Regions from separate parts of the Homo sapiens genome. Here all the other regions are linked to region 2. The links are chromatin loops, found by intact Hi-C in ENCODE. Cell type or tissue: endothelial cell of umbilical vein. All regions are shown on one strand. Region 1 overlaps FNBP1L (formin binding protein 1 like). Region 2 overlaps BCAR3 (BCAR3 adaptor protein, NSP family member). Region 3 overlaps BCAR3 (BCAR3 adaptor protein, NSP family member). Region 4 has its middle 41 kb from the start of CCDC18-AS1.

What was found. Hi-C counts contacts between places; a loop is a spot of excess contacts. Peaks named below come from ENCODE experiments on the same cell type or tissue, not always from the same donor. Only the 100,000 strongest peaks of a DNase experiment are listed, where the experiment ranks them.
Region 1: a loop joins it to region 2, with 7 times the contacts of the local background. A loop is called at or near these places in 12 of 110 quality-filtered maps.
Region 3: it touches region 2 in a loop (7-fold over the local background); 13 of 110 quality-filtered maps call a loop at or near these places.
Region 4: it touches region 2 in a loop (6-fold over the local background); 23 of 110 quality-filtered maps call a loop at or near these places.

Annotation. Positions count from the first base shown.
Region 1 is chr1:93,549,878-93,557,877 of GRCh38, forward strand. FNBP1L (formin binding protein 1 like) reads left to right here. Exons shown (of 17, transcript NM_001164473.3): 16 at 1,070-1,228; 17 at 2,532-4,784. The coding sequence ends at 2,539. Among named protein-coding and RNA genes, the nearest start is that of TRC-GCA7-1, 38 kb to the left of the region's middle. RefSeq lists a silencer at 2,795-3,089 and an enhancer at 3,137-3,665. In endothelial cell of umbilical vein, no CTCF peak of the experiment used is centred here; DNase peaks (open chromatin) are centred at 3,144, 4,474, 5,234 and 5,494; H3K27ac peaks cover 4,096 bases.
Region 2 is chr1:93,621,929-93,629,928 of GRCh38, forward strand. The region is part of intron 3 of BCAR3 (BCAR3 adaptor protein, NSP family member); the gene reads right to left. Among named protein-coding and RNA genes, the nearest start is that of BCAR3-AS1, 34 kb to the left of the region's middle. In endothelial cell of umbilical vein, a CTCF peak has its summit at 7,720 (motif pointing right); DNase peaks (open chromatin) are centred at 2,113, 3,843 and 7,753; H3K27ac peaks cover 6,284 bases.
Region 3 is chr1:93,563,596-93,571,595 of GRCh38, forward strand. BCAR3 (BCAR3 adaptor protein, NSP family member) reads right to left here. Exons shown (of 12, transcript NM_003567.4): 10 at 4,145-4,256; 11 at 3,684-3,896. Among named protein-coding and RNA genes, the nearest start is that of BCAR3-AS1, 24 kb to the right of the region's middle. In endothelial cell of umbilical vein, no CTCF peak of the experiment used is centred here; DNase peaks (open chromatin) are centred at 2,686 and 3,936; H3K27ac peaks cover 1,391 bases.
Region 4 is chr1:93,300,979-93,308,978 of GRCh38, forward strand. No RefSeq gene overlaps it. Among named protein-coding and RNA genes, the nearest start is that of CCDC18-AS1, 41 kb to the right of the region's middle. In endothelial cell of umbilical vein, a CTCF peak has its summit at 3,838 (motif pointing right); a DNase peak (open chromatin) is centred at 3,863.

The sequences.
Region 1 (8,000 bases), 72 kb before region 2:
AGGCCACCTGTTTAGATGAAAGTGGGAGAGAATGTAGTAGCTACTGACTATGTTATCTCTTACTCTATGAAAGTTGAAGAACAAACTCTGGAAGGGAAGTAAGGCACTGAGGCCTTCTCCTGCAGATTTTTAGTTCCTCTTTATCCTGGACTGTGAAAAATACTTTCCCTCAACTAACAGGAGAACTGAGCGACACTTTCATAAATAAACGGTTGTAAAATGGTGCTTGATTTAAGGTCTTTCTCCCCACTTCGTGTTGGTTTAAAATTGAGCAAAGTCTCTAGTTACTTCTTATTAGAAAATATATTAAATTTAAGACCTTGCAGCCAAGTGCAGTGATGTGTGCCTATAGTCCCAGACACTTGGGAGGCTGCGGTGAGAGGATTGCTTGAGCCCAGGAGTTCGAATCCAACCTGGGCAGTAAGACCCTATCTCTAAAACAAAACAAAAGAAAACAAACTTGCTATAATGTAATCTAGAGAGTAGGGAAGCAATTTGGCACGTGTTAAATGAAGATTCAGTTGTGAAAATTGTTACTGCTAAGCAGGTTGGGCGTGGTTGGGGATAGAGAGTGAAAGAGTTGTGTATGGCCATTCTGTTTCTACCATCTCTAGAGTCAAACCCGTATTTTTCTCTGTTCTCCCTTCAGACTCTCTTTTTTCCTTCTTTCTTCCTGCTCTTTTGCTATCTGGTTACTGTTTTCCTAATCCATACCTGCTGAATTTTTTTAGATAGACTACTAAAATTTGGGAAAAGAGTTGGAATAGTGACATAGGAATTAGAATACCCTGTCAAATCATGTAATGTCACTGTGACTCAGTTAACTTCATCCGTTACATGGGGGTGATGTTATCCAGCCCTGCGGGCTTATTATGCAGCTCAAATGAGAGAATGTATATGAAAGTGCTGGGTAAGCCACAAAGCACAATAGAGATGTTGCTAGTGAGAGTCAGTAGTTCCAGGTACATTGAAATCTAGTAGGGTTTCATTGTATTTTGTGCATTGTATTAGTAACTTTAAAAAAAATTATCACAATGCTTAAATTATGCTTGTGAAAACTCTCATCTAGGACATAATGAAGGTACTCTAGCAATGAAAGAAGGTGAAGTTCTCTACATTATAGAGGAGGACAAAGGTGACGGATGGACAAGAGCTCGGAGACAGAACGGTGAAGAAGGCTACGTTCCCACGTCATACATAGATGTAACTCTAGAGAAAAACAGTAAAGGTGCAGTAACTTATATCTAAACTAACCAGGCACCTTTGTGCCATGTGTGACATAGGAAGAGTAACATAAAATGAAAACACATTCAACAGGTTGAAAAAAATAAGGAAACTTAAAGGGCATCCAAGATTAATTGTTCACTATGTGAGCTGAGTGTAGGCTTGATCTTGTGAATATTACCACAAGAAACATTTTGTGGCACTTTACTGTTTGAGTAACGTTGGTGTGAAGCTTAATTGATGCCTTTTGCTTTATGTCCCGCTTAAGTCTGTGTGAAGGATTTGTGTTTTTCTGCCTTACAAATAGAATTTGATTTATTGGGCAGGAATTCATGGATAGTAATGCTCTCTGCCCCCTTTACTTCAGAAAACACAGTGACTTTAGTGAATTTGAATAGTGAAACTGCTCTGAAATGCTATGGAAAGCCGACTCCCCAAAGAGTGGTTTCTTCTAGAAGTTTGAATTTGTAGCTACAGTTTCCAAGAAGAAAAATAGTAGTTGGATAATTTAGTAAAATAATAACATCATTTTCATTTTCTTACCTATTCTTAACTTTGGTTTCCTAAAGGAAGAAAATGAGCAGGTAGCACATAATCTATTTAAGTAGATTTAAAGAGAGTTTCAAAATAAATCTCCTGGTCTAGCTCTTAGGTGAATAAAATAGATTTTGTTTGAGACCTCAAAATATTTTGAGGTTAGCTGGTAATTTTCAATAATTTACAAGCTTCCTTCCAAACTAATCTCATACTTTTGTATGTTTCATCTTGAAAATATCTTTTGGGAAATACCACTTTAGTGATTATTTAGCATTTAGCAGTTACACATAGGAAAATACACAGTTACATAGAAAAATACACATTTGAAGATAGAGGAAACCTTGAATGGAGGGGAAGTGTTGACAAATTTTAATTTTTAAAGGAGAAACTTTTTGACTATCTGGGTTAGAGGAAGATATGTGTACCGCCTTTAGGGCATTTTGTTATTTCCGCTGAATCATTAGTTATTAGGATAGATAAATTTTTCCAATTAGTTTCAGCAAGCGTTGTTGGAAACACTGTGCAGTCAAGGATTGTGCAGTGCTGGTTGTGTGACCACACCCTGAGTCAGTGGTGTGGGGAAGTAAAGTGTGAAGAAGCAGTAAGATTGGTTTTTAATTTTGCCCATGTTTTAAATTTTCCTGGTGTTTTCGGTAGCTGACTATAAAATGATAGAGACATTTGGGACAGGCACTTTAAACTGAACACCCCTTTTGGTTTTACCAAAGGTCTTCAGTAATTGTTCTTTTCTTTTTCCTCCTGGACTGCAGGTTCCTGAAGAGGGTTTCTGAGGAAATGGGCAAGATGTTGAAGGAGGTTACATGCAGCTGCTTTTGGGGGAGGGTATTAGAGTTGTCAGGCTCAAAGAGAGTGAGAGAAGCAAGTTGCATGAGTGCATGCAGACATGATTTTTTTTTTACTAACTTCATTAGCATTTCCATACATTGTTTTTAAAAATCATAATACCAACCCTTAAGTTCCTAGTTCACAGTTATTCCCACAAAAGAAAAAGCCAACAATAGTGTACCATTTTTCTATTTATTTTATTGCTGTCTAATCAATAAAGAATGCAGAGCTGTCAAAAAATGTGTCTTACATTAGCTGTCCCAACAGGATTGTCTTCCCTCCCAGCTCTGTTTTAATTGGCTTTTAGACCCACTATCTGTCAGATCCTTGCCATCTGTCAGTGTCTGCCTGCGCCACCTCCGTGCTTGCTTAACATCCTGTTGCATGTCTAGCGTGATTGAGCTAGATTTTTCAGGCATGTCTTTAGATTCCCTTGTTCTTGTCAAAGCCTTGTTTTGTTTTACATTTGTAGTGCAAATCACTTTGTCAAACATCTCCAGCACTAATGTTTCCATCTTAGTATTTGTGCACACTGCTATAACTTCCCCACTGCAAACATTCCAGTTTTGGCATTACGAAGAAGTAGCTGTGAACCTGAAGTATTTATGATAAGAAAAAGAAAACATCTCTGCTGTAGCCTACAGCCCAGTTGAAAGAACTCTTTGAAACGTGATACATCTTCAGCACCTCAGTCTGGGAAGAATCTAGTCAGCACTGAAATCCTGGCATAATAAACACAGAAGATATTCACCACCTCAAGACAAAGGACTATTGTCAAAAGTCAGCTGCTTCCATTCAAATGCTGCCTTAAACTTGAGTGCCTAAATCTGTTGATTGCCAACACTACCACTACAGTATCCCACAAAGGGCTTTATGTGTCAGCTCAGTGCGACCTGCTTTAACTCTGCAGCACCGCTGCAGCTGCCGATGTAGCCTCGGTAGGTGGCTATTAGAGCTCTACCATATACAGTGGTGCATCTTCAAATTTATGCATCAAACTAAAGACATGTCCAAGTCCATTTTAATTTCCTCAGTGGTTTTATGAGAAGTTTTATGGGCCTCCCCCAATTGTCTTTTTATTTTGGGTTATGACGATCATGTTTGATAATTACAATGATAGTCTCTTTCCACGTGATGCTTTTGTTTGAACCTGATAAAATTTAGTGAAACTTTGTAATGATCTATGTGCACTTTTACTTGTAAAATGGAATTTCTGTATGTTTATACTTGTAAATATGATTGTTGTTAGTGCTCCTGTTGCTCATGGTGTCCTGCCTCGCATTTGTGATTCTGTTAATGACATGTATCTTAACTAATTTCTTAGTGGTGTTGTAATAGGGAGATGGGGCAGGTGGGGGGTTATTTGTACCACTGAATCTTCATTAATTTGGTTCTTTACTGTTTTGAGGGGAGAAAGAACGTGAAATGGTTTGTGTATTATTGAATTTTAAGCAATATTTTAGAAGCTGTGTGACTGCTTTAATAACTTTTTCCCAGTGTTATTTGAATCATACTACCCGTTATACTAAAGCTGAATGACAATTGTGTGAAAGTTACTGCCTTCATAAGATCAAGTCACCACTGTTACACAGCTGACATATAGTGTATTACCTTTGCAGCTAGTAAACTATAAAGTTTAGATATTGAATCTCGTTACAGGGTTATTTATATAATGTGACATTATTCAGTACTGACAGACTACATGAAGTAGTTTTAAAATCTAGTGCTATTTTTATTTTAAAGGTTAGCAATGAGGAGGAAATGTGATCTGGCTGTGTTTGTCTTCTGTACAAAGCCTGAAGTGCTTATGGTTTTTTGGCTAACAGCCACAGAGGGCAAAGTTTAAGACTTTCTTGTAAGGACTAACTGTTCTTTTCAAGCTACTGTTTGTTTTTCTAAAAGCAGGATTTGCTTCCGTAGGAGGCAAGTTCCTTGATGTGGAATAGTGCAACCTGTATATGGGTTATTATAATAGGAAAGACATTTGTACTTGCACAGTTTAAATCATTCTTAAATTTTGAACATGTGAATTGTCCCAAAAAATCTTTAATTTTTTGGTAATTTTTACTCTTTTTGTGCACATGTTGATTTCTTAATGGTAAATCCTTCATTTAAAGATAGTGTTCTCTGTTGAGAATATTTACATGGAATAAAACAATCTTTTCATGGCCTGTTAAGGTGTTTAGTGTGTGATCTTTCATTGCTATGTGAATCAGAGATGTGATGATTTTGTTCTTGAATGTGCCAAGTCTCAGATAATACAGAGTAGATGACAAATTCCATAAGTGGGACAAGTTTTTTTTGTTTTTTGCAAAGCAGTTTTGGAAATTGTATTCTAATTTTGGTTTCTCTAAGCTTTCCTAAAGGAAAAAAAAAGTTTGCTGTCTCTTTAGAGTGAATTTAAATTGCATGCAATAATTTGGATTTATCTTTCTTCTCCAGTAGCTGTGTTGCATAGACTTTCCTTTTACACCATCTGTCCACTGCAACCATACGAACTGTCCCTGTACCTCATAGCCCAATCTAGCCACTACACGCTGGACAGCATTTCCTGTGCTCCGGCTTGATTCCTAATCAGTTACAACACCCAAGTCTTCCTGGCATTTCAAAGCATGGAAAGAACATTTGCCATAATTAGTGACACATTATCTGTAACTTCAGGAAGTCTAATTTCAGAAGATTCACCTTTTAAAAAATGCAAATGTGAAACTATGACTGCAAACTTTTAGAAACTCAGAAAAGGGAATAAAATTCAGGGTAGATGCTGAACAATGAGAGGTTACGATTGTTGAGATGAAAATTTAGGGATCAATGCCAAGTTTGGAAGTAGGAACACACAAAACAATGAAAATAGCAGGAAAATAGTGTCAATTGTTAAAGCTTCAGATGGACAGAGGTTTGGGGTGGAGAGCTCAAAACAATGAAGAAAGCTTTTATTATCAAAACTAAGATCAGTGAAATCACTTCCTATTTGCGAGGGGAAGATAACGTCCTTGATAACAACAAATGAAAAGTCTCTCTAGTCTCATTGAAAAGGGTTTTATTTTGAAGAATGTACAGGTTAAGTATTCCTTATCTGAAATGCTGGGGACCAGAAATATTTCCGATTTTTTTTTTTTTAGATATTTGCATTACATACTTAACAGTTGAGCATCCTTAATCCCCAAATCCAAAATTCTCCAGTCAGCATTTCCTTTGAGCATCATGTCATTGCTCAAAAAGTTTCAGATTTTGGAGTTTTGAATTTGGGATACTCAACTTGTATTAGCTTAAGTAAAAAAAAAAAAAAAAAAAAGCTTAAGAAACAACCTATTTCAATGAGCTTATATACCTAGGATCAATGTATTCCTGAGTATAGTCACTGTCAGGAATTAGGGAAACTACAGAAAACATAAGATGCACCAAAAGATTGGGGAATTGGCAAACACACATTTTGAAGAGTAAATTCTGAGAAGTTGGACAACAACCCTTGAAAGTATTAGATGATGTTAGCTTTTAGGGGACAGTGTATTGGGCAACTGACTGAGGTTCCTAAGAATAAGCCATGTCAAAATAGCCTCATTTCTTTTGATACAAATGGGGGTAATTCTAAGACATAATTAGTGTCTTGCTTTCAACACAATTTCAGTTTGACAAGATTTCTCACTTGTTTTCTGTGAGTTGTGACAGCACTATTAGGGATATGGGAGCATTTGACGAACTGATTTGGTAAACCCAGAATCTCCATCCTGAGGAGTTTCTTGTGGATAATATGTATATGTATGTTATGAACCATTATAAGATAAATATATCACCCAGTTTAACAAGTAGAATATTACCAGGTGGGCACAGTGGAAGCACTGTCTTGAGTGTGGAGTGAGACAGACAAACTACAAGCTTCCAATTCTGGCAAACCAAGATGAGCAATCCCCAACCATCTTACTCCGTCTTTCTCCCTTTTCTCCATTCTCTTCTATGGCTGAGAGCTCCTGCCACTGGCTCTTGGCATATAGCCAGCACCCAGATGGTGCTGTGCTGTCTGATGAGGGTAGGAGGTGAGATGGCGATCCATTACCTGTTCCCTCTCTTCAGGTGCCAGGCAGTGGTTAGTAAACTAATGACAGTGGTCAGTTGAATGGGGGAAGTCACTGGAAGAGTTTGCAGTTCCTTGTGTCAAATCACAGGGGCATCATTTCCCTGGTGACAGCCATATCAAGCAAAAGATTATACCAACCCATTTGTTTAAACAAACAACTTGAAAATTATTAGTGATTTATAAATGGTTTGTGCTACTTATATCACTTGATAAAGTTTTATGTAGTTTAAATAAAATGAATTATCTTGTTGATTTGTACACTGATTTATATATTTATGAATTTAGTAATATCCCAGTTATCAAATATTTTAAATATTCCATTGTATCTTGAGACTTTTTCACTCATCATTTTTAAGATTTATCCTTGTTTATGCATAATTTTATTGTGTATAGTATTCCATTATAAAAGTATACACAAATTATCCATCCTCTTGTCGATGGACATTTGGGCTACTAGTTTTGCTAGTAAAAATATACTGCTTATGTGTATCTATGTACATGTTTACTGATTTCAGAGTTTCTCTAAAATTGTACCGAGGAGTAGAATTGCTAGGTTATGGTTATAGTTTTCATTACAATTTTAGATTCAAGGGGCACGTGTTCAGGCTTATTACATGGATATATTGTGTGCTGCTGAGCTTTGGACTTCTAATGATCCTTTTGCCCAAGTAGTGAACATAGTAACCAATAGGTATTTTTTCAAGCCTTTCTCCCCTCTCTCACTCCCCGCTTTTGGGATCCCCAGTGTCTATTGTTTCCATCTTTATGTACATGTTTACCCAATGTTTTGCTCCCACTTATAAGTGAGGACATGCAGTAGTAGTTGGTTTTCTGTTTCTGTATTAATTTGCTTATGGCAATGGCCTCCAGCTGCATCCATGTTACTGCAAAGAATATGATTTCATTCTTTTCCATGGTTGTGTAGTGTTCCATGGTGTGTATGTACCACATTTTCTTTTTTTTTTTTTGAGATGGAGTTTTGCTCTTGTCGCCCAGGCTGGAGTGCAATGGCATGATCTCTGCTCACTGCAACCTCCGCCTCCTGGGTTCAAGTGATTCTCCTGCCTCCACCTCCTGAGTAGCTGGGATTACAGGTGCCCGCCACCACACCCGGCTAATTTTTGTATTTTTAGTAGAGACAGGGTTTCACCATGTTGGCCAGGCCGGTTTCGAACTCCTGACCTCAGGCCACCCGCCTTGGCCTCCCAAAGTGCTGGGATTACAGGCGTGAGCCACCATGCCTAGCCACCACATTTTCTTTATCCAGTCAACCATTAATGGGCACCTGGGTTGATTCTGTGTCTTTGCTGTTGTGAAT
Region 2 (8,000 bases):
TGGCGCAATCTCAGCTCACTGCAACCTCCGCCTCCCGGGTTCAAGTGATTCTCCTGCCTCAGCCTCCCGAGTAGCTGGGACTACAGGCACCCGCCACCATGCCTGGCTAATTTTTGTATTTTTAGTAGAGATGGGCTAATTTTTGTATTTTTAGTAGAGACACAGTTTCATCATATTGGCCAGGCTGGCCTTGAATTCCTGACCTTGTGACTCACCCTCCTAGGCCTCCCAAAGTGCTGGGATTACAGGCGTGAGCCACCATGCCAGGCCAGGAGCCAGCACTTCTACAGAGAACTTTTACCATGGTGTCCTATTTCATAGTCACACTAGGAGAGGAGTATTATTATCTCCATTTCACATGTGGGATCAAACAGCTCTTAAAGTTAATGATTAAAACAACAACGAATCAGAATGGCTGGCTCTATCTGGTGTGATGAGGGAAGCACGGAGAACACCTGGTCACCAGAAGTGCTTTATCTTATGCAAATCTGAAAGGCAGACCTCCCTCCAACAGAGGGACAGATACTCTTGGCAACACAGGCAGCAGATCTCATCTGCAATAGTCCATCAGAGGTCCTATTCCGCTCACAGCTGAAAGGAAAGTGCAGGGCTGGGAGAGATGGATGCTGACATCAGAATCTGAGAAGAACCAGGAGGCAACAAAGGCTTGCTGCACAAGAAGGGCTAAGGGACCGCTTTTGTCACATGGAAACACAAACAGTACCCCTTCCTCTATAGGAAGAGGCCAATTCAGAGGGTTCTGTGCATGGAAGGACCTCATTGACTGCCGGCCAGTTTCTTCACTTCCTAACGTAGTCAACTGCCAAGCATAATGCTGTCTGCAGGAGTGACATCCAGAAGGTCAATATTTGCCCTTCCTGGTGCCAAGGTGGGGACAATAAATTCCTTTGCCAGTGGCTCAAAGATTTGGGTACGCCTTGCAGTGTATATCCAAATGGGTGGAAGGGCTGGGTGGAGGAAGGGAGAATTACTAGGGAGAGCAGCAGAAACCCATCTGGGTAACTATCCAGGAACACCAGGACTCCCGGTTGGGTCACTTGTGATAAGATGTGGGAATCCATCCAAGGACAAGCTATAGATGGGCTGGGGATCCACAGCCCCTCTGGACATCCCCACCCCCTGCCCATAACTTCTCTGTAACAGTAGCAAATCTGGCAAACTTGGAGGCAATGGGTATCCAGTACATAAACCAGGAGGGAGATAAACTAGGGAAAGATGGGAATAGGACTTGAAAAGATTTTCTTTTTTTTCGCAAAACTTAGCATTCATGTCTCAACATTTTATATATGTATCCTGAATAGAGATAATAGAAATATAGCAGAATATACTTCTGATCCTAAAAATGTAAGGGGGGGAATGGTATAGATAGCAGGTGGTGGCTATTATATTTAAAAGCTTTACTGAGTAGCATGTGTATTCATCCTTTTAATGGATGTGTGAGCCAATCAGAATACTGAACACTGAATGGTCCAAGAGTAAGCAGGTGAATGACATGAGACCAAACAGAGTCCTTCCCTGAGACTTTTCAAACTAGGGCTGAGAGAGACATCCCCTTTTCCCCTTGGACCACAAGCCTTAAGAATATAAGCCTAGAGCAGCCCACAGCCAGGCCCTCACTGCATAAAGAAGCTGATGGAAGAGAATGTGGTCAAAGTGCTGAGAGAGGCAGATGCAAGAGACTAAGGTCCTAAAAATGTTTTCCTTCCCAGAAGTAGTCATCAACCCAGGCCACTCCACCCCTGCCCTTCCCAGAGGTAAGTTTCCTAGCTCACACCATCAATTTGGGTTTACAGGCTCACCTTATCAGTGTAAGATTAAAACTTGAGATGGAGATGTAACATACTGTGTCTGGCTCTGTTGGAGATTATGTGTATAAAATGTGATCTCTGTATCTGAGAAATGCTACAAGGAGCCAACATGAACTGATGTTACATGAAAACATGCATATTATACACCCATTAATAATAGGGTTGTACACTCATGTGTCAGCAATGAATGGAAATTAATGGTGTTTTGCAGTCTATTCCAGGGACTTCCATGGAAATAATTGAGTTGCCTTGAGTTTTCAAGGATAACAATACACGAATTTGCCTCTAGGAAGAGGGAGAGGGATTCATGTTGTTGGAATGTACTGTGCCACTGGTGTAGGGGTGAGTTCTGCTCCCACACCCAGCACCTCCCAGCCAGGGGAAAGCACAAACAAACTGCATTCTCAGCCCTGCTTATGTGGCATCAGCACCATCCTCAGCTCCTGGAGGATGTTTCCAAAAGGCTTTTCTGCTATGTGGAAGGCCACAGGACCCAATTTAGAGGTACTGGCTGAGACATCCCCTTATTGAGGCCAGGTGAGCTTTTCCCGGTACAGTCACCTGCGAGGGCAACCCTCATGACTTCTTTCCAGGTCAAAGGACAGGACGTTTACATCATCTCCAAATCACATTCAAATCTTCCCAAATGTGCTCCTTAGACAGTCCTTAGGTGGACATGGCCTGGAAGTTTGGGAGCCCCTGCTCTCAGTCTGTGTGGGCCCGTAGGGGTTTCCTTCTCCCCTTAAGAAGCCCTAGCTCCAACCCTGTCCTCCAGGGTTCAGCTACTGAAGCACTCATTAAAATGACTGGTGCCCTTGTCTGTTGGCCTCATGACCCATGTCTTATTGTCATCATTGGAATGCCTGAACATGATAGGGGCCCACTGAACATTTGGAGATAGCTCAGGGATTCTCAACCTGGGGTCCACAAACACCTGGAACTAAGATGTGCAGTAAGTGTGCATGCATATTTCTAGAGACGTGGCTCTTGTTCATGGTATTTGCAAGAAGGTAGGGGCCCTTCCCTGTCTCTCCAAAAATAGTTCAGAACTGCAGAGGCGTGAGGGATGACAGGCCACACAGAAGTCATGCTCCTCACCGGGTAAGCCAGCCTTGCCAGCCTCTGGCTGAATTACGGCTGCTTCCCACTTTGGCCCTAAGAGTCATTTTACGGCCAGGCGCGGTGGCTCATGCCTGTAATCCCAGCACTTTGGGAGGCCGAGGAGGGCGGATCACGAGGTCAGGAGATCAAGACCATCCTCACTAACATGGTGAAACCCCACCTCTACTAAAAATACAAAAAAATTAGCCAGGCATGGTGGCGGGGGCCTGTAGTCCCAGCTACTCGGGAGGCTGAGGCAGGAGAATGGCGTGAACCCAGGAGGCAGAGCTTGCAATGAGCCAAGATTGCACCACTGCACTCCAGCCTGGGTGACAGAGCAAGACTCCATCTCAAAAATAAAAGAGTCATTTTACTCTCTCAAACTTTGAACTAGCTGGGATTCCAAACTGGGAGAGGCTTCCAGAATGCAGTAATTCCCAACTCACACTACCTGTACTCTGTTCAAGTAATCCTGAAACCAGGAGGTAAGGGGACTTGACTCTATTCTGTCAAGGCTTTCATGTAGAGACCATGAGGAGACAGACAGGAGGGCACTGAACCAGGATGGATTCAGCTGGACCACACAGACCCCTTCAAAATACACCCACCTGGGCCTGGTAAAAATAAGAATCCGGCTGAAGACTGGTGGTCACAGGAAACAGTCCATCAGTTTCCTTATTTCTTCTGTACAAAAAGCTCTTTTGAGAATGTGAATGGGGGCTTTATATAGTAAGTTCTCATCCACAGGCTAATAAATATGTGAAATGGCTTCTCAGACCAGGTTCCTGCAGCCTGGACACTGAGGTCATTCAAGAAACAATTAGATGCCATCTGGAGAGGGCTGGGACTCGAAAGGAAATTGCCTTGAAGGGCCAAACAGCATGTTCTCATTCCCAGGGTCTGACACATCCTTATCTTCATTCACATAAAGGATGGATGGAGCTCAGCCAGCAAATCCACACTGGGAGCATAGAAGGAGCCAAGGCTGCAGCAATTAATAAAAGCTTAAGGATCAGGAGAATGCGCACTTCCAGCCTGTCCCAAGTAAATGGATCCCTGCAACAAATTTCTCCCTCGACTACACTTGCATACTCAGGCAGAGCACCTTGCCATAACCCAGCCTTGGCCTCACCAAGCTTGGGGTTTTCAGAGTTTTAATATAAAGCAATGAGAGGAGAGTTACAATTGCTTCTGGCCTAGCACTTTATAGTATATGATGAGCAACCAGATCTTTACAGTATATCATGACTTGGTTATGTTACATAGAGTTAGCATTTCCAGAGGTGTCACAATCCACTCCACTGCAAGGAACAGGCCCACAATTGAGAACCCTTACTTCAAGGATTGACTCTCAATTTTTTCCTTACTTTTAAATGAAAATTTAATGTCTTTCCTACATTAAAAACAAGTCTCTTTAAATGTAAATGCAACTGTTGGGCAAGCTGAGCTTAAAAGTAAACTTTGCTAGAGAAATAAATATGGATTTAGATAAACAAGAGGGGATTATTTGTGTTTTAAGTGTTTTTGCAGCTTTTAGTCTCTTAAGTAGCAAAAGACCCTCTGGTACAGTGGTGCTCAAAGTGTGTTCCACAGGCTGATCTGCAGGCTGGGGGGTCTTCTGGGGGTCTGAGAGGTCAAAACTTATTTTCATAATAATACAGAGACATTTTTTGCCTGTTTCACTGGGTTGACATTTATACTGGTGGTGCAAAAGCTATGATGGGTTAATTCCTGGTGCCTCAGCACAAAGCAAGGCAGAGGCACCAAACTCTACCAGGGGCCATTGCACTCTTGACTCCCATTGGCTCAAAGAATTGAAGAAAAATAGCCAGTTCCACCTAGAAGTCTTTGATGAAGCAGTGAGAATTACTCACTTTATTAAATATGGGCCCTCGAGTACATGTCTCTTTAGTATTCTATACAATGCAACAGGACATGCACAGAAAACAATTCTGCTGTGTTTCCAAGCACAGAGTTTGTGTGAAGGAAAAGCAACTGTGCAATTGAATTGTGGGCTCAACTAGCTGCTTTTTCATAGAGCACAATTTTTACTTCAAAGAATGTCTGACAAACTTGGTTATTCAGACTCGGGTATTTATTTGGCAGCCATTTTCTGAAAAACGAACAAAGTGAGCCTGTTACTTCAAGGAAAACAACAGACAGTGTTTGTTGCCAATGATAAAATTCCAGGTTTCAAGTGAAAATTAGAATTTTGGAAAACTTGTATTCACCACATGAGTTTGACAGCTTTCCAATACTTTAATGATTTTTCTGATGAGATCGGTGGTCATATTAATGAATGTGAGTTCTGATATTACATAGTGAAATATGTAACATTTATAAGATCTGCATAACTCGTAAACCAATATTTTTCAAATGGCCAATGCATGATGATATAAACTCATGCATGGGTAAAAGATCCATTCAAATTGCAAGAGAGATCCATTCAAATTGAATTTTAAGGAAATAAAACAAGTTCATTGACAGGATTTCAGAGTCCACATTGCAGTTAACTTTTAAGGAACTACAACTTGTTGAACTCTAGTATCAAAGACCAACAACTATAATGATCTGAAGAGGCTATTAAAATACTCCTCCCTTTCTGAACTGCATACCTGTGCAGGGCCACATTATTTGAGACTTCAACCAAAGTAACACAAAACAACAGAGTGAACACCGAAGCAAATATAAGAATCAAGTTGTGTTCTATCAGACACTAAAGAGATGTGCAAATATGTAAAACAATGTCATTCTTACCACAAATGTACATTCACTGGTATATAATGGGTTTATTCTTATTTTTAAATGAATTACATGAAATGCTCATCAAGTAAAAATAAGTTAAATAAACATTTTAAAATATTCCATTTTAATTTCTAACATGATGAGTATCAATAGCTAGAAGTCACATAACAAAAACTTTTTAGGGTCCTCAATAATTTAAAAAGTCTTGAGACAAATGAATTTAAGAACTTCTGCTCTAATATTTAAGTTACTTGCTTTACATAATTTTGATTGAGCCATAAGTTTTCAGTATCTTACCTATGGAGTAGACTAAGGGATATAATTACAGGGGTGTTTTTATTTTTATAAGTAACTATCATAAAAACACTATTAGAAAAAAATTAGAAACTGAGAAAAATGTAAGAAACGACAAATAAAAAAAACTTTCGGTTGCCAAGAAGTTTTATTTTGACCCATTATGTGACACTGAATCATTCTACTCCTAGATTTTTATCTTCTGAAAATTCTTACACTAACGCACACCAAGCCACCTCCACTGACAACAGCACCATCCTACCAGTGTCAAGCATGGCTCCTCTCTTCTCCCACCTCATGTCCAATCCATCAGGAAGTGCTGATGGCTCTGCCTTCACGTTACATTCCTAGAACCCCCTTATTTACCACCTCCCCTGCTCTCACAGGTCCAAACTACCATCATCTCTCATCTGGACAATCACAGTAGCCTCCTCACTGGTCTCCCTGCTTCTGCCCCTGTCCCCTGCAGTCTAGCAGCAACACAGAAGCCAAAGTGAACCTGAGATGCCTCCCATCTCATTCCAGAAAAAATTGAAGTCTTTACTCTGACACACAATCCCTCGCACATCACCTTCTGCCACTCTAACACCAGCTGCTTTCACCAGCTCCAGCCTCTGGCCTCCTCGTTCCTCCATGGAAGAGGCGGACCCTGGCTTCAAAGCCTTGCCCTTCTTCTTCCCCTTAGACATTACAGTTGACTTGTATTTCCACTCAAAAGTCACCTTCTTGGTGAGGCCCTTCCCTGGTCACCCTATCTAAAATTTAATGTCCCCTTACTCCAACTTTCATAGCTGCTTTCCCTGATGCATCTTTTCTGCTAAGCACTCATCGTCAGCTAACAGGATTGACTTGACTGTCTTTCTTATTGTCTTTCCAGTCCTCCACCCCCAGAGTAAAAGCTCCACAGGGGCAGGGATATTGTTTTGTTCACTGCTGTATCCTCAGCCCCTGGAACAGTGACCAGCACAGGGAAGAGACTCAACAAATACTTACTAAATGACTATGTACTAACCACAAAATTGTTTCTAACAGAACATTAGCAAAACCCAAATGTCAGTAGGCAACTAGTTAACTATAACTGTATTTCATACAATGGAATACTGGGTACCCATTCGAAAGAAGGAGGGAGGCCCATACGTTTAATATGGAATGATGTCCAATGAAAAAAGCAAGTTGCAAAGTTATATGTAGTTAGACAGTTTGGCAATAAATAAAATTCCTCCCAAACTCATTTCTTAACGTGATCTTCTTCTCGGAATCTCTTTTCCCATTCAAGCAACATGGAGCACCTACTGCTTCTCCCAAGGCTCCTCCCACTGTTCTCTCCTGCTCCAGTCAGCCTGGGCACACGCTGTCTCCCAGGCATGGAGTCTTCTGCCTTACCCAATACCAGCATCCTTCCTGCCAAGCCGAGATGTTTTTTCAGATACCAAATCACAATTCAAATACAAGTTGTTCCCAGGAAACTTCTTGGTTACCGGAGGTAACACTTTGGGCCAAATGCAAACCTCCTATCTCAAAATCTACATACAGTATCATAGCATTTTAGAGCTCTTCATTCAAGAACATTGACAATTAATTCTAATAATAAAATTCCTTGACAATTTAAATCTGCATTTTCATGTATTGTAAACACAGCTCTTCTTTCTGAAGTTGAATACAAGTCCTGACATGCTATTACATTTAATATTAAAAGCTCTTAGAATATTTAGAAACCGAATTGTAGCCAAATGCTGAACTGTTGTGACACTGATGAGCACTAGAGGGCAGAGCTTAACAGCAAATGATTCTAAAGCTAGCAATCCAGGCCTCTCGTTTTGGTGTTGAAGTTACTGACTCCCTATAGTTAACAAGATCTCCCAAAGAGTAGATAGGTCTAAGTCATAGAAGTTGCCAGAACTACACTTTTAAAAACAGTGTATATCTCTGCCCAAATATGTGAGTATTTAAGGTGACAACAGCAACCCCACAGTTTTTATCCTGTACCAGGTGGGCAAGAGAAGGTAGACTGAGGTTAGGTGCGGGAACCTC
Region 3 (8,000 bases), 58 kb before region 2:
ACTCTATTCCAAAATGGCTGTATCATTTTATATTCACAGCAGTAACATATGAAGACTCCAGTTTTTCCACATGCTGCCAACCCTTAGTTTTATCATTTTTTATTTTTATTTTTTTGAGAAGGAGTCTCGCTGTGTTGCCCAGGCTGGAGTGCAGTGGCACGATCCTGGCTCACCACAACCTCTACCTCTCGGGTTCAAGCAATTCTCCTGCCTCAGCCTCCCAAGTAGCTGGGACTACAGGTGTGTGCTACCACGCCTGGCTAATTTTTTGTATTTTCAGTAGAGACGGGGTTTTGCCATGTTGGCCAGGCTGGTCTCGAACTTTTGACCTCAGGTGATCCACCCGCCTCGACCTCCCAAAGTGCTGGGATTACAGACATTAGCCACCGTGCCTGGCCTATCATTCTTTTTAGTTGTAGCCATTCTAGATAGTGTGGTGGTATCTCATTGTGGTTGGTTTAAATTTACATTTCCCTAATGATGAATGCTTTGAACATCTTTTCATGTAGTTGTCATTTGTATGCCTTCTCTGATGTAGTGTCTATTCAAATTTTTGTCTATTTAAATTTTATCTTCTCACTGAGTTGTAAGAGTTCTTTGTATAGCCTAGATGTAAGTCCTTTATCAGATATATGTGTACTCAATGTTTTCTGCTGTGGTTCATGCTTTTTGTGTCCTAAGAATTTCTTTCTTTCTTTTTTTTTTTTTTTTTTTTTGAGATGGAGTTTTGCTTTTGTTGCCCAGGCTGAAGTGCAATGGTGCAACCTCTGCCTCCTGGGTTCAAGCAATTCTCCTGCCTCAGCCTCCCGAGTAGCTGAGATTACAGGCATGCGCCACCACGCCCGGCTAATTTTGTATTTTTAGTAGAGACGGGGTTTCTCCACGTTGGTCAGGCTGGTCTTGAACTCCCGACCTCAGGTGATCCGCCTGCCTCAGCCTCCCAAAATGCTGGGATTACAGGCGTGAGCCACCGTGCCTGGCCAAGAAGTCTTTACTTAGCTTAAGGGCACAAAGAATTTCTCCTATGTTTTCTTACAGAAGGTTATACTTTAGCTCTTACATTTTGGGTCTATGATCCATTTTGGATTATTGTGTATGGTATGAGGTAAGGATCGAGATTCACTTTTTTGCATATGGATATCCAATAGCAGATACCATTTGCAGGATTATACTTTATCCAGTGAATTATTTTGGCACCTTTGTTGAAAATCAACTGTCAGCCATATGTGTGGGCCTATTTCTTAACTCTATTCCATCTAAGAGAGGATGTGGTCTGCTTAAGGCCAAAGATGTTCAGGCAACTCTTTTAAAGAGAGAGAAGCCTCTAGCCAAAGAGTCATGTGGTTCTCATCCTTTATTATTGCTGGGATAGTTTGTTCTGCCATTAAATATACCTGCCATCTAGATCACAGGATCTTGGTTGTAGAAAGGACAACAGGAATATTTTCTTCCTGATGATGCCAGAATATCCTTGGTGGATAACCAACCAAAGGCCAGATGGTGACTTTTTTTTTTTTTGAGACCAGGCTGGAGTGCAGTGGCACAATCTCGGCTCAATGAAATTAAGAATCAAGGAGAATCGCTTGATACTCCTGCCTCAGCCTCTCAAGTATTCCCTCTCAAAATTCCCCGGCTAATTTTTGTATTTTTAACAGAGACGGGGTTTTGCCATGTTGTCCAGGCTGGCCTCTAAGTCCTGACCTCAGGTGATCTGCCTACCTCAGCCTCCGAAAGTGCTGGGAATACAGGCATGAGCCACTGCGCCCGGCCCCCAGATGGTGACTCCTATTCATACATGCTTTGAGCCCCTTCCCATTCACGTGGTCTGGTCTATGCTGGTGAGCAGATCTCTGCCTTTCCTGGGTTCACTGTCACTTACAGCAATGGGTACTTGCTGTGAAATCTATATTAGGATCGACTGAAAAATTCCATCAGTGACCTTTAAAGTGATTTAAAGCTGTAGAGCAGCTTATGGCACACTTTTCTCAAAACCCACCCTGATGTATTGGCTTATGCAACATCCATGGTAATGTATTCATTGGCTTTGTCTAAGTAGGCACTCTGATACTTGTTGACTTGTGTGCTTTTATTGTTTGAGTAACATACAGCCAATCCTGGAGAACTTTTTGAGGAAGAAAATGAAACAGGTATGCGGTGCTTATACCCACAGCAGATGGTGCAAACGACTAAGTCCCACATCTGGTTCTGAGGCAGCTCCCTTTTAGAATTAAATAAATGGAGTCTCCTGCCCCCACATAGTTCTTAACTTTGTGAATCAAACTGTGAGCCCTTGAAGAATTTAAAAAATTATATAGTAATGGAAAATAGTCATCCTTGATGACTGCCTTGGCAAAGCCCTCCTTCCTGAATGGTCTTTCTGCCAGCAAACCTTCAGCCTTCCAGCCTTCCTCCACACAGACACCAGAGTAATTTACTTTAAAACAGAAATCTGACCATGTGACACCCTCCCATGATTAAACCCTTCACTGGCTCTTCTTCAGCCACGGTCTTATGTGGAAGGGCTTCCCAGCTGCACCTCCCTCTGTAGCCTAGTTGGCCATTCCTTAGGTCATACTTTGCACAAATCTAAACCCAAGTACTTGTGGATCCCAGTTTTCCCCAAGGTCTCTCAGCGCCTTTGCTTGGGTTGTGCCATCTGAGTGGAATTCCCAGCCCTGCTTGCTGGTAACTGCTTTTGTCCTTTAACAATCAATGCAGTGTTTTCTGGGAAGCTGTCACCAGGTGCTTCCTCTTTCCTAACATCTCTGACCAAATCAGTCCCTTCCCCTAAGTGCTCCCACAGTATACACTGCATTTATCGTACCTGCTTAAATTCCTCAGGACATCCAGTTAGCACGGTGCCGCGCGCATGCCACATGTGTGATAAATGCCGGCCGTGCTGACTGAGGAGGCTGCTTTCTGTCACCATAGCACTTGTAAGAAAAATCCGTTTACGCAACACTGCCCCACACTTTCCAGGATGTGTCTGATGCTAAGAGCAGGGGAGCTCACTTCCCAGTGTGACTGGGAAGGAACAGGAATGCAGATAAATGAGGTCTGGATAAAACTCCACCTCCTCATCTTGGCACATCACCTTTTCTAATCTCACCTATTAGAGGTACTATTAATAAGTGGTAGGCAAGTTGGCCAATTCTTGTTCTGTTGCCCAGCGCCCAGGCTGGAGTGCAGTGGTGCGATCTCGGCTCACTGCAACCTCCGCCTCCCGGGTTCAAGTGATTCTCCTGCCTCAGCCTCCTGAGTAGCTGGGATCACAGGCACACACCATCACGCCCAGCTAATTTTTGTATTTCTATTAGAGACAGGGTTTCATCATGTTGGCCAAGCTGGTCTTGAACTCCTGACTTCAAGTGATCTACCTGCCTCAGCCTCCCAGAGTGCTGGGATTACAGGCTTGAACCACCACGCCCGGCCCCAGTTCTTTCTTGACCCCTTCTCTCTGTTTATTCTATACCATTGAACAACAGAACACACAAGGAGAAACAGGGCACTTGAGTCATTCTGGAATTAAGAGGAAGTAATAACTAGCCATATAGGAAATGGAATTCCATTCTTTAATCCTTCCTTTTTGGTCTTTTTCTAAGTGAAGTCAGCCATGCTCTTCCATTCCTTCATTTCAATTACGATACAGTGTTAGAGAACAGCTTACAAAACCCATCTCTTACCTGCCAGGATCCTCTCAGCATTCATCCGGTAGCTGTCTGCAGCCTCGGCCATGAATCGCGCTGTTGCCAAATGGTTCAGCATGATTTCACAGCTCTGGTCGTTTTTTTCCCACATGTCGGTTCCTTCAAAAGTCACAGCCTGGCGCTCCATTAACGTCACAAGCGGCATCAGCAGTGGGACTGATACATTGTTTGGGGGAACACATGTGGACTCTGAAGAATAAGGAGTAGAGTTTTCCATATCACATGTTTTCCAAAGTTAAGCACAGAATGAGGTGACTCATAGCCCTTGTCTTGTTACAGCAACTGCAGCCTTCTACAAGCAACGCTGTCATCTGATAAAAGCCCTGATGAGCCATCCACAGTGCTGCAGATAACTCAGGGCCTCATAACATGCCCTGTGTACTTGTACTCCACTCCCCAGCGGGGTAGCCCCATGCTTGCTCTGCCCACGTGCTCACCTCTGCCTTCATGCAGGAGTTTGCTGAAGGGCTTCAGCTGTTTCTCATAGAGAATGGCAGTTTGGGTGTACTGGTGCCGCAGAGCAGTCCACGTCTTTTCTAACCTTGTGATCTGGAAGAAAGGTGGTGTTTTGGAAAAGGTTCTTTTTAAAATTACCTTTTAGTGGCTGGGCGTGGTAGCTCACGCCTGTAATGCCAGCACTTTGGGAGGCTGAGGCGGGTGGATCACTTGAGGTCAGGAGTTCAAGACCAGTCTGGCCAGTATGGTGAAACCCTGTCTCTACTCAAATACAAAAATTAGCCAGGCGTGGTGGCGTGTGCCTGTAATCCCAGCTACTCGGGAGGTTGAGGCGGGAGAATTGCTTGAACCTGGGAGGCGGAGGTTGCAATGAGCCAAGATCATGCCACTGCACTCCAGCCTGGTTGACAGAGTGAGACCCTGTCTCAAAAAAAAAAAAATAAATAAAATAAAATTACCCTTTTGCTTAAATTTTGGAACAGGTGATAGATACACATGGTAAAAATGTCAAAGTGTCTGAAAGCAGGGTAGAAAGAAAAAATAATCCCCCATCCGCCCCATCTGCATTGCTGTTAGCGCATCCCAGAGATGGCAACTCTCTTCAACTGCTTGTGCGTGTGTGTTTCACATACAGCCTGGCCTGCTGGCCAGTCCACTGTCAAAATTCAAGGCAGTATTGGATGAGAGGAAATAAACATGATGCAAAGTAAAACACCTGAATGAAAAATTACACTCTTGTTATAATAGAAATCAGCATTATCATGAAAATACGGCAGAACTGATGTTGCTTATTTTAAATACTGATCCTAGAAAATTCCAGTGTACCTGAAGAATTTTGAAAGCTCTTGAAATAAAACTGGAATTGACCTCCCCAAAATTCCTGTCTATACGCACACCCCTTTTAAAAATAAATACATGCATATTATATACTACATAAACCACACCCATTCCTTGCCTCAAAAGCATTCAGTATAAGTACATATAGAACAGCCTTATTTTGTTAAATTTCTGCATAATAGTCCACTGTATGGATAGCTATAGTTTAACTCGTCTCTTAAAGAGTTTTATGACTTTTCTTCTTTGAGATGGGGTCTCACTCTGTTGCCCAGGCTGGGGTGCAGTGGTGCGATCACAGCTCACTGTAGCCTCAACCTCCCAGGCTCAGTGATCTTCCCACCTCAGCCTTCTGAGTAGCTGGGACAACAAACATGAGACACCATGCCTGCTACTCATTTCTTTTCTTCTGCAGGTAACTCAGGGCCTCAATTTTCTTTTGGAACAATTTAGTCAGCAGCAGCATACACCACTGACTCTGACTGTCCTAAGATAAATGGTCCCCAACTCATACCCTAAAACCGGCAAGGCTATGTTAAGTTTTCTACATGAAACAAGGAAGGGCATTAGTATTTGGGGAATAAGAGCCAAGTTTGTGTCAAATATTTGAAGAATTTCATTTAATCTTCACAATGCCCTTTAAGACAGGTATTTTGGCTTTTACAGATGAGAAAACAGAAGAGATTAGGTAACTGCCCAAGGCTTCCCAGCTGGTATGTGGTAGAGCTGAGATTCATTTACTTGGCCTTGAAGAGCTCCTGTATCCAAAAGGAAGGTGAGTAGGCTCAGCACCAGCAGACGTGCTGTGAAGAAAAGGCTGTGGCCGCCTTCCTCCTGCTGCCCACCATGCTGCCCTTCCTTCTGTAGACCCCTGCTCCCTACACCCACTCCCTGAGGCATTGCCTTTCTGAAAGAAGCCTCTGGGTCTGGGCTAGGCCCATCTCCTGGACATATTCTCTTGATACTAGAAGCTGAGAAGAGAAGGTGGCAGATGTGGCTATAGTGTAAGGGCTGGGTTGGATGGTGACACGCAAAGTAATGTGACCCTCCTTTTGGGCTTTCTCTGGGTATGCCACTTCCTCCTAGGCCACTGTATGCTCTGGAGGACTGTGTCCTGTCACTGCTGATGTGCTCCAGAAGGGAAAGGCTGACACTGTTAGAAGGCAGGGAGCCGCCTACAAAGCATGGTAATGTGGTTGGGGACAAGTCCCTAACTGCTGAGTTTGATGTCATGGATGGCAACCATGTGATCCCACAAAACATCTCCTTTACCAGTCTCAGGGGAAGCTCTGGGCTGGAAGGCTTTACCCACAGCCTGGCCTGTTGGCTCTGCTGTCAAAATTCTAGGCAGTTTTAGGTGACAGGAAATAAACATAATGCACATTAAAATACCTGAATGAAAAAATGATAACCCGTTATAGTAGAAATCAGTATATCATGAAAATCTGGCAGAACTTATGGGCTGCTTATTTCAAATACCAATCCTACAAAATACCAGTCTACCTGAAGAATTCTGAAAGCTTCTGAAATATAATTAGAATTGACCCCCCACAAATTCCCGATGAAGGCACTAAGTTTTCAACTTTTTATTTTTAAGGTGACCTTGCTTTAATGCAAGTAAATTCTATTCCTGCCATGATCTGACTTGCGGGACATGTGATTGTGGCTGTTTTTCAGTGGCAATGATGGAATTTCAGTGAGTACCTGGCAGGATTTCAGAGCTAACCTGTGGCTATGAAACAGCCAAGCCGAGTGACCAGCGGTTTTGGTGTTACTAGAAAGTTTTGCTGGCTGGACTGTAAACTCATACTCAAGTCCTCCAAGCATCCAGGGCTTGGGAGAACAGAAGTGGGAGTGCTGATCCTCAGCAATAAAGATGGCAGCCTGACTTTCCTCTATGAGGCCTGCTTGACTTCAGATACAGATATTCAGGTTTGACACTCATCCTAAAAAATCCCTGGCACAGCAGATAAATTCAAATGCCCAGTTTCAGAAACGGTAATTAGGGAGTTCTATGGCAGATGGACCAGGAATCCGAACTTTTTAATAGGACAGTCTGTTTTAGGTGACCTGAGATAAACTATTCTAAGGATTCTGATAGAAGCTCTGCAAATGTCTCATTTCCCAGTGATTATCCTAGACTGCCCACACCTGGTGACCCAGATGGAGGCAGTCTCCTTCTTATACAACACACTTTAGCCAGATGTCTCATCCTAATTGGTTCTCCTTGAATCACTACTGTTCATGAGGATGACACTTGCTACTGTACATCAAAGAGAAAGCATGGACTGTCAGCAAATATTTACTGCCTTAAAAAATAGACCCCAGAGGCTGGGCGTGGTGCTTCATGCCTGTAATCCCAGCACTTTGGGAGGCCGAGGTGGGCAGATCACCTGAGGTCAGGAGTTCGAGATCAGCCTGGCCAACATGGCAAAACCCCGTCTCTACTAAAAATACAAAAATTAGCCAGGTGTGGTGGCCCACGCCTGTTATCCCAGCTACTCAGGAGGCTGAGGCAGGAGAATCGCTTGAACCCAGGAGACAGAGGTTGCAATGAGCCAAGATCACACCATTGTACTGCAGCCTGGACAACAGAGCGAGACTTCGTTTAAAAAAAAAAAAAAATAGACCCCAGTCCAGGTACAGTGGCTCATGCCTGTAATTCCAGCACTTCGGGAGGCTGAGGCGGGCAGATCATGTGAAGTCAGGAGTTCCAGGCCAACCTGGTGAAACCCTGTCCCTACTAAAAATACAAAAATTAGCTGGGTGTGGTGGTGCCTGCCTATAGTCCCAGCTACTTGAGGCTGAGGCATGAGAATCACTTAAGCCTGGGAGGTGGAGGTTGCAGTGAGCTGAGATTGTGCCACTGCTAGCCTAGGTGGCAGAGTGAGATTCTGTCTCAAAAAAGAAAAAAAAAAGTAGACCCCAAATACTTAGGACACTGTCCCCTAAATGAAGCAGCTTTCACTAAGATTCAATTTACTTTTGAGATTGACTAAAATA
Region 4 (8,000 bases), 320 kb before region 2:
AAATTATTCTGTTCAGTTGTTTTTTTTAATAAACCCCGCATATTGTCTGGATTTATTAATATTTATGTACCTGTACTGACAAACCATAGATTAACAGTTTTTCAAAAATCCCGTTTCAATAAGTCTGGGGTGGGGCATGAAAACCTATAAAACAAAATTTACCCAACTGAGATTTAAGACTTGAGATAAATCTCTCTTGATGCCAATAGTATTATTGCAATGCAGGCATTTCAGTAAGCTCCTATACAATATGCCAATTTTCTCATCTTTAAGTGGACTAAAGAGAAATGTTCTACAACAGTAGAAGCATTTTAACGTGATAACCAAATCAGCTAAGTGTTTAGTGATTTAAATGTATTTCTCAATAATATTTTCATAGTCTGACCATAATTCCATTCACTTTATTGTGTTTGGATATCCTCTTATATTGTGATTCATTTGAGAAGTTAATAGGCTCAACATTTTACAATAGTCAGTCTGTTGAGAGTAGTTAGAAAGACAGAAGGCTTTTGGTTCAAGTCATTTTTCTTTAAATAGCTCAATAAGCCACCTCCTCATGTTGAAATAAAAGCAGTTTAAACTCTGTTTAATACAGATTAAATTCTGGTCTAGAAAAGACAGAGACAGAGAGTATGTGTGTGTATAAAAGGAGCCAGGCAAACATATTTGTTACATCTAAACTTTAGTAAAATAAAAGAATTTTGACAAGCTTTTAGGATTCATTTTGGCCTATATTATATCAGTATATTTATTTGCTTTCTGAGAGAAACTTTGCTTGTTTTCAAATGTGAGGGAGATCAGAGGAAGCCTCCCCAAAATATGTCACTTTGGCATAATGATTACTTTGAGCTGAAGGCAACTGAGGAACAGAAGATGCAGAAAAAGTTCTAAAAGCAGAGTATAAATTTCTATTTTTGTAAAGGCAATTTCTATTTATAAAGGTATCCTCCTCTCTGGTACCAGAAAGAGGATACCAACTCTGGAGACAACTCTCATCACCTGAGATGACTTAAATCTGAGTAAGTCTCCTTCCCACACAACCTATCCCTCACCTCAAGTTCAAAATCCCTTTGTCCATACTTTGTTAAAATGATATGTAAGCCTCTGGGTCTACTGGCCTTTGGAGGCTTTCACAACTTTTCTATGAAGCTCCAATAGGCTCATGTAATAAACTTTTCACTTTTGTTAATCTGTCTTTTGCTAGTTTAATTTGTACGGCCCCAGGTACTGAACCTAAGAGGATAGGGAAAAGTTTTTTTCCTCCTCTACAAGTGGTAGTTATTTTAACCTGTTGAATTCATTGCAAAACGGCTGGCTTTTTTTTCTGCAGTCTACTTGACTTTTCTGCCCCATTTAACACTGTAGACTACCATGCCTTGATGCTCTCTCTTCTGTGATCTTCTCAAATGCCATTTTCCCGTCACTCCGATAATTCTTATTTTGGGCTTTCTCGCTGCCTTTAGATGTTGCACTGCTTTCCTTGGACCTCTTCCTTTTTCTCCAGTGTGCTTCCTTGATGGCCTTATCTATTCTCATAGCTTCATTTATTAATTCCCAAATCTGTTTCTCAAATGCCAATCTTAACCTTGAATTCCAAATTTGTATTTGTACAAATACAAATGATCTTATATTCCTGTTCTTAGTTAATGGTGTCATCATCCACCCATTTTCCCAAGCCGGAGATCTCAGAGTTATTCTTAATTCCTCCCCCTCTCACTCCTTTCATATTCAGTTACTAATCTTGAAATTCTCTTTCAGAAATATCTTTGGTCTAACCCATCTTTTCCATCCTATGTGCCAATGCTCTAGGTTAGGTTTGCATCCTCTCTCCCTTGGACTAACAAAACAGCCAGCTAACTTTTTACTTGCCCGGATCTAGTCCATTCTTTACAGTACCAGAAGTGCAACAGTGAAAGGATCTTGTCAATACCACAGCTTGCTTTTGGCTATTGAATAATGCCTTAGGCTAGCAAACAACTCACAACATGGTTAGTTATCTCATGATCAGTTTGGATTATTGTCGCTATATCAAACATACTACTCTTTCCTGATCACTAAAAACAATGTAAAAAAAGAAGAAAAGAGACTTTATCTTAGGAATGTAAGCCCTTTTAAATTATCAGGCCCAAACAGGCATTAGAATGAAACAGCAGTTACTTCACTTCACTTCCCCTTGGGCTAAATAATTGTCTTTTTTTTTCTTTTATATTTTCTTTTCTTTTCTTTTCTTTTCTTTTTTTTTTGAGATAGTGTCTCATTCTGTCACGCAGGCTGGAGTACAGTGGTGTGATCTCGGCTCACTGCAACCTCCGCCTCCCGGGTTCAAGAGATTCTTATGCCTCACCCTCTCGAGTAGCTGGGACTACAGGTGCATGCCACCACACCTGGCTAATTTTTATATTTTTAGTAGAGGCAGAGTTTTGCCATATTGGCCAGGCCAGTCTCAAACTCCTGGCCTCAAGTGATCCATCTGCTTGGCCTCCCAAAGTGCTGGGATTATAGGTGTGAGCCACTGCACTTGGCCAAATAATTGTCTCTTGATGCCACCTGCTACGTGGGCCCGAGGCTGACACCAAGAAGCCATGAAATGCTACAGCTGGACACCAGAACTCATATCGTATCGTTCAACAATGTACAGTCAAACACTTAATGTTATCTCTGTAAACCAATGAGAATTCCTGTCAAACAACTTTTTTTTAAATTATTATTTTTTGAGACAGGGTCTCTGTCACCCAGGCTGGAGTGCAGTGGCACAATCTGAGCTCACTGCAGCCTCAACCTCCTGGGTTCAAGCAATTCTCCCACCTCAGCCTCCTGAGTAGCTGGGGATACAGGTGCCCACCACCATGCCTGGCTTATTTTTTTATTTTTTGTACAGACAGGGTCTCACTGTGTTTCCCAGGCTGGTCTCAAAGTCCTCCACCTCGTCCTCCCAAAGTGCTGGGACTACAGGCATGAGCCAGCACACCTGGCCTGTCAAACAACTTTCTATCAGCCCACTCCTGATAATTTTTAATTATCTTTTTTTCCTTTGAAAGCTTGCTTGTAACTGAGGCTGACGGAGCTCATATCCAAGGTAACTGGGTCTGAGTCTTTAGAACAACTGTCCTTATCTTGGCTCAAGTAAACTTTTTTTTTTTGTCCTGAGATGGGGTCTTGCTATGTTGCCCAGGCTGGCCTTGAACTTCTGGGTTCAAGCAATCCTCTGCCTCAGCCTCCTGAGTAGCTGTGCCCAGCTTAAGTAAACTCTTTAAATCATATTTTGTGCCTTAGCATCTACCTTTAGGTCGACAATGGTAAAGAATAAAAGCGAAGATTTTTAACACTGGATTAAGTAGGAAATTCACAAAACATAATATCAAGCTCTGCAAAGAGCTATCTTAGCATAAATAAAAGGATGGTCTTTACGTATAAACTGTAAGAAAAGGACTCCTAGTTGAATAATATTTTTCCAAGTACATTCATTAATATGTAAATATCAATTAATAGCATCATATAGATTCATTTGCAGAGTTAAATTCCCATGTGGAAATTCTGTAGAGTTGAATGAAGACAATGACAAATGGGTAGAAAAAACTTCCCTTGAATGGACTTCTTGCTATTCTCTCGCTGCCATTTCATTTTGTCAACGATGTAGCTCATTTTCAATAATTAAAGTATGTTACACCCAAATAATCTATCTTCCCCTATTTCTACACTTCTAACTTAGCTTTGCTGCCAAAGCACACTGAAAAAAAGCCGTATGTCAGGACATATAACTTGAGTATTGGGATTTTTGTTCTAAAGGTCTTTTCCTCAAAATGCAATTAGGATCCACATGCAGGAAATCTAAACAGCCACTAGAGGGTGCCAGTCACATAATGACTGAGTAATACCTCCTTCCCCTTTGAGCTATTTCTAAATCTGAAAAGCCAACTGTTCTTGGTAAAGCCTTAGTAAATATGTTTATATTATTTCTCACTTGTGATTTGTAGTGATGTATAAACATGAGACCAGAGATAGCTATGGCCACAATTATTTCACCCTGACGTAAAAATGACTTCTGTGGTCTTCATTACAGGACAAAATGACCAGTCTTTCCTGCCCCTCTGTCATTTTTTTTCTCAGTTGCATAGTTTATCCCATTCTTTTATTGCTCAACTGAATGTCTGTAGGTATACTGACTGACTTTAAAGTGGTCAGATTTATCTTTCCTCCCTTTCTCTGTTTCTGTTTTTCAACCTTTGTTCTTTTTCCCTTATATATTCCCCAGCATTTTTTCTTCTTTATATTCCTTTCTTCAAACATTTTATTCCCAAAAGCAATGTTACAAGAAATAAGAAGGCCATGCTATACAGAACTCTAGGAGTAAGAAAAGCCTAACTTAGGAATTAGATGGAGATAGAATCTGCCTACTTAGTATAACACACCTTTGGGGCTGGTCTTCCACAGCAGGCCCTGAATGAACGTAGACTTCATCAGCAGGACAGAAATGAAATCTCTCAGAGCCCTCCTAGAGGAGGAAAGGGATAAACATGGGTGATTCTAAGGTATCTGGGAATGTAGTTCACTATAATGCACAGTGTTAGGCAAAAGGACAAAAATCTATTACTACTATAGAGAAAAGGTCAAAAGAGCCTATAAACTCAAACAAATATAAAAATTGCCATGCTAGTGAGACCCAAAATCATTTAGGTTTTTATTCTTGAAACAATGTTACAAAGAAAGTTTTGTGGAAATGTTTGGTTGCATATTGTGACTCCCTTAAAATGTCCCTAAAGCATCTGTTTGTCTTTATAATCAATCCACTTTGGCTTTTCATCCCTGAAGTATTTAAATTCTTTTGGAGACTTTTCTATTTCAGCCTGTAAATCCTTTGGAGATTAGAAGCTCCATGTGATTATAGTCATTTATTTATTCAAAAAAGCATTACTGGCCCATGTGGTGGCTCACACCTGTAATCCTAATACATTGGGAGATACACGAGGATTGCTTGAGCCCAGGAGTTTGATACCAGCCTGGGCAACATAGTGAGACCCCGTCTCTACAAAAAATAAAATTAGCTGGGTATGGTAGCACATGCCTATAGTCCCAGCTACTTGAGAGGCTGGGGTGGATCACTTAAGCCCAGGAGGTTGAAGCTGCAGTAAACTGTGATCACACCACTGTACTCCTGCCTGGGTGACAGAGCAAGACCCTGTTTCAAAAACAAACAAAAAACCGAAAAAGCATTATTGTGCACTTAATTTTGTGCCAGGCACTATTTAATGCATGTCCTGAGAATATTAAGATGAAAAGACAGCATCTCCTTACTCTTGAAAAAATCAGCCTAATGAGAAAGGTGCTCTTGTAAATAAAGTGTAAAGAGGTCATCTTGTCTTAAATTACCTTTTGCAAGTATGCCTCCTTCCTCGAGTATTCTGGAATTTATTGAGTAAATTCAAGTAGATGCTAAAACATTTATAAACCAAGATATTCTACAAATATGTTATTCTTGTATTAAGATGTAAGTTTTAAGTGTGTATCATTGTTCTTTCTTTTCTGATTCTGACTTTCAGTCATTCTTCAAAACTGTTTTTCAGTGCCTCCTATGTGCCAGGCACTGTGGTAGGATGCTGGGATACAAATATGAATATGACATTATCTCTGACTCTCCAAGTTATTTATTTCACATCTCCTCTCTCCTCAAACCTCCAACACTTCATCTTTCCTCACTCTCAACTGGTGATCTCAATTTACACTTCACTGAAAGAACAGAAGCCTCAGGCAGTAATTATATCTTCCCACCATCGAATCTACCAACCTACCTGAATCTGAATACATGTTCTCCCTCCTTTCACAATGAGGTTGTCCTTTCCAGGGCTCTGGATCCCATGCCCTCCTGCCTATTTGAGGATTTCACTCCTGCCATTATGTGTCCTCTTTTCTGCATCATGCCTTAGTATTGTCTTGCTTGACTAAACTCTCTCTAGACTCTCCATCCTTGCTGGCTTCTGCCCTCTATCTCAGCATGCCTTCACAGTAAAGCTTATCAAGAGTTGCCTATACTTGCTCTCTCTACTTTCTAACTTCTCTTTCTCTGTTCAACCCACTCCAATTATATGTTCATTGCATCTGCTGAAATAATATTTACCAGATCTGTCACCAGTGACTTTGACCTTGCCAAAGATTATGTCAATTTTCAGTCCTCTCCTATCTGACCACTCTAAATTTGGCAGAGGTGACCATTTCCTCCTATTTAAAATCCATTCTGTAGTTGGCTTCTGTAACCATATGCTCTCAATTTTCCTCCTATTTCACTGGTGTTTCTTCTTGGTTACTTCTTCCTCTACTCAACCCCCCTAATCTCCTTGAATATTTAATTGCCTTCTCACATCTCCACTTGTATTTCTTAAGGCATCTCAAATGTAACAAGACTGAGAAAAATTATTGGTCTTTCCAGAATTTCCTTTTCTCTAGAATTTCTTCCAGAATTTCTCCTTTTCCAGTTTTGTACATCTTGAATAAAGCATCCCCACTCACCTAGTACTTCCTCTCACCACCTTCAAACCAATCCATCAGCAAGTCTTTTCAGCCCCATATGTAAAAAAGAACTTGAATCAAACCTCTTCTCACCACTGTGACAGCTACCACCCTAGTCCAAGTCATCATGTCTTGCTTGGATGACTGCAGTGGCCATCTAATTATTTTCCAGGTTTATCTTCTTGCCCACTATTAGAGAAGCCAGAGAGCCTTCTAAAAACAAAACCACATCTCTGCCCTACTTAACACCCTATGATAATTTTCCATCGCTCTTAGAAAAAAACTGAAGCTCTTTTCCAAAGCCTCTAAGACCTGCATAGCTTTCCTACCACTCTCCCCTTGTTCACTGCACCCTGGCCACATAGGCCTGCTTTACAGCCCTCTCATTTAATGTCAAATGCATTTCTGTCTCAGGCTTTTGCTCTTATTGTTTCCTATGGCTGGAACTCTTCCCATGGCTGGCTCCTTCTCTTTGTTCACTTCCCAGAGCTGTCAGTACAAATTGTCTCCTCAGATCCCTTCACCATTCTATCTAAAATATTCCAGCCACCTATCTCTCACCTGCAAAGTCATTCTGAGCCCCATTACCCTGTTTTATTTCTTCATAACACTTAACATAATCTGAAAGTATCCACTTTTTTTTTTTGTCTCTCTTCTCATTAAATGTAATGAAAGGGCAGGGATCTCATGTGTTTTACTCACCCTTGCATCTCTACTCCAGTGTCTGGCACATAGAGATGTTTGAAAACAGTGATTAAATGAGTGAAAAGTCTAGTCAATGAGTGAAAGAACAGGAAGATGTGAAAGCCAGCAGGTAACAACCCTCGGTGTGATATGAACAGTGACAGAGATAACCAACCAAGGAAACAGTCCATGAAGATAAGTAGCTATGAAATTGCTGGATACTTTTTATATACACCTGACCTAAAATTACATTTTTCTCATTCAGATCTTGAATATTTGAAGATATTAAGTACCTTTTCTTTTCTTTCTTTGTTTTTTTGAGACAGGGTCTCATTCTGTCACCCAGGCTGGAGTGCAGTGGCACCATCTTGGCTCACTACAACCTCCGCTTCCTGGGCTCAAGTAGTCCTCCCATCTCAGTCTCCCAAGTAAATGGGACTACAGGCACACACCACCACGCTTGGTGTATTTTTTGTATAGATGGAGTTTTGCCATTTTGCCTATGTTGGTCTCAAACTCCTGAGCTTATTTGAGCTGCCCACCTCGGCTTCCCAAACTGTTGGAATTACAGGCATGAGCCACTGCGCCCAGCCCTTAAGTACCTTTCATAGAAGAAAGCTCATTTTTTTATTCCTTTCCATTTCCTAGCTCCATGTATTTCTCCCAAATTAAAGCCCATATCTCATTTCTCACCTCCTTTTCATGTACAAAATGTTCTTCCCAAAAACAATAGCAAATAAATAGTTAGAATTAACTGTATCTTTGAAATGCTATAGTTAAATGATTATTTGACTGTGCTAATGGCAGGACAATTG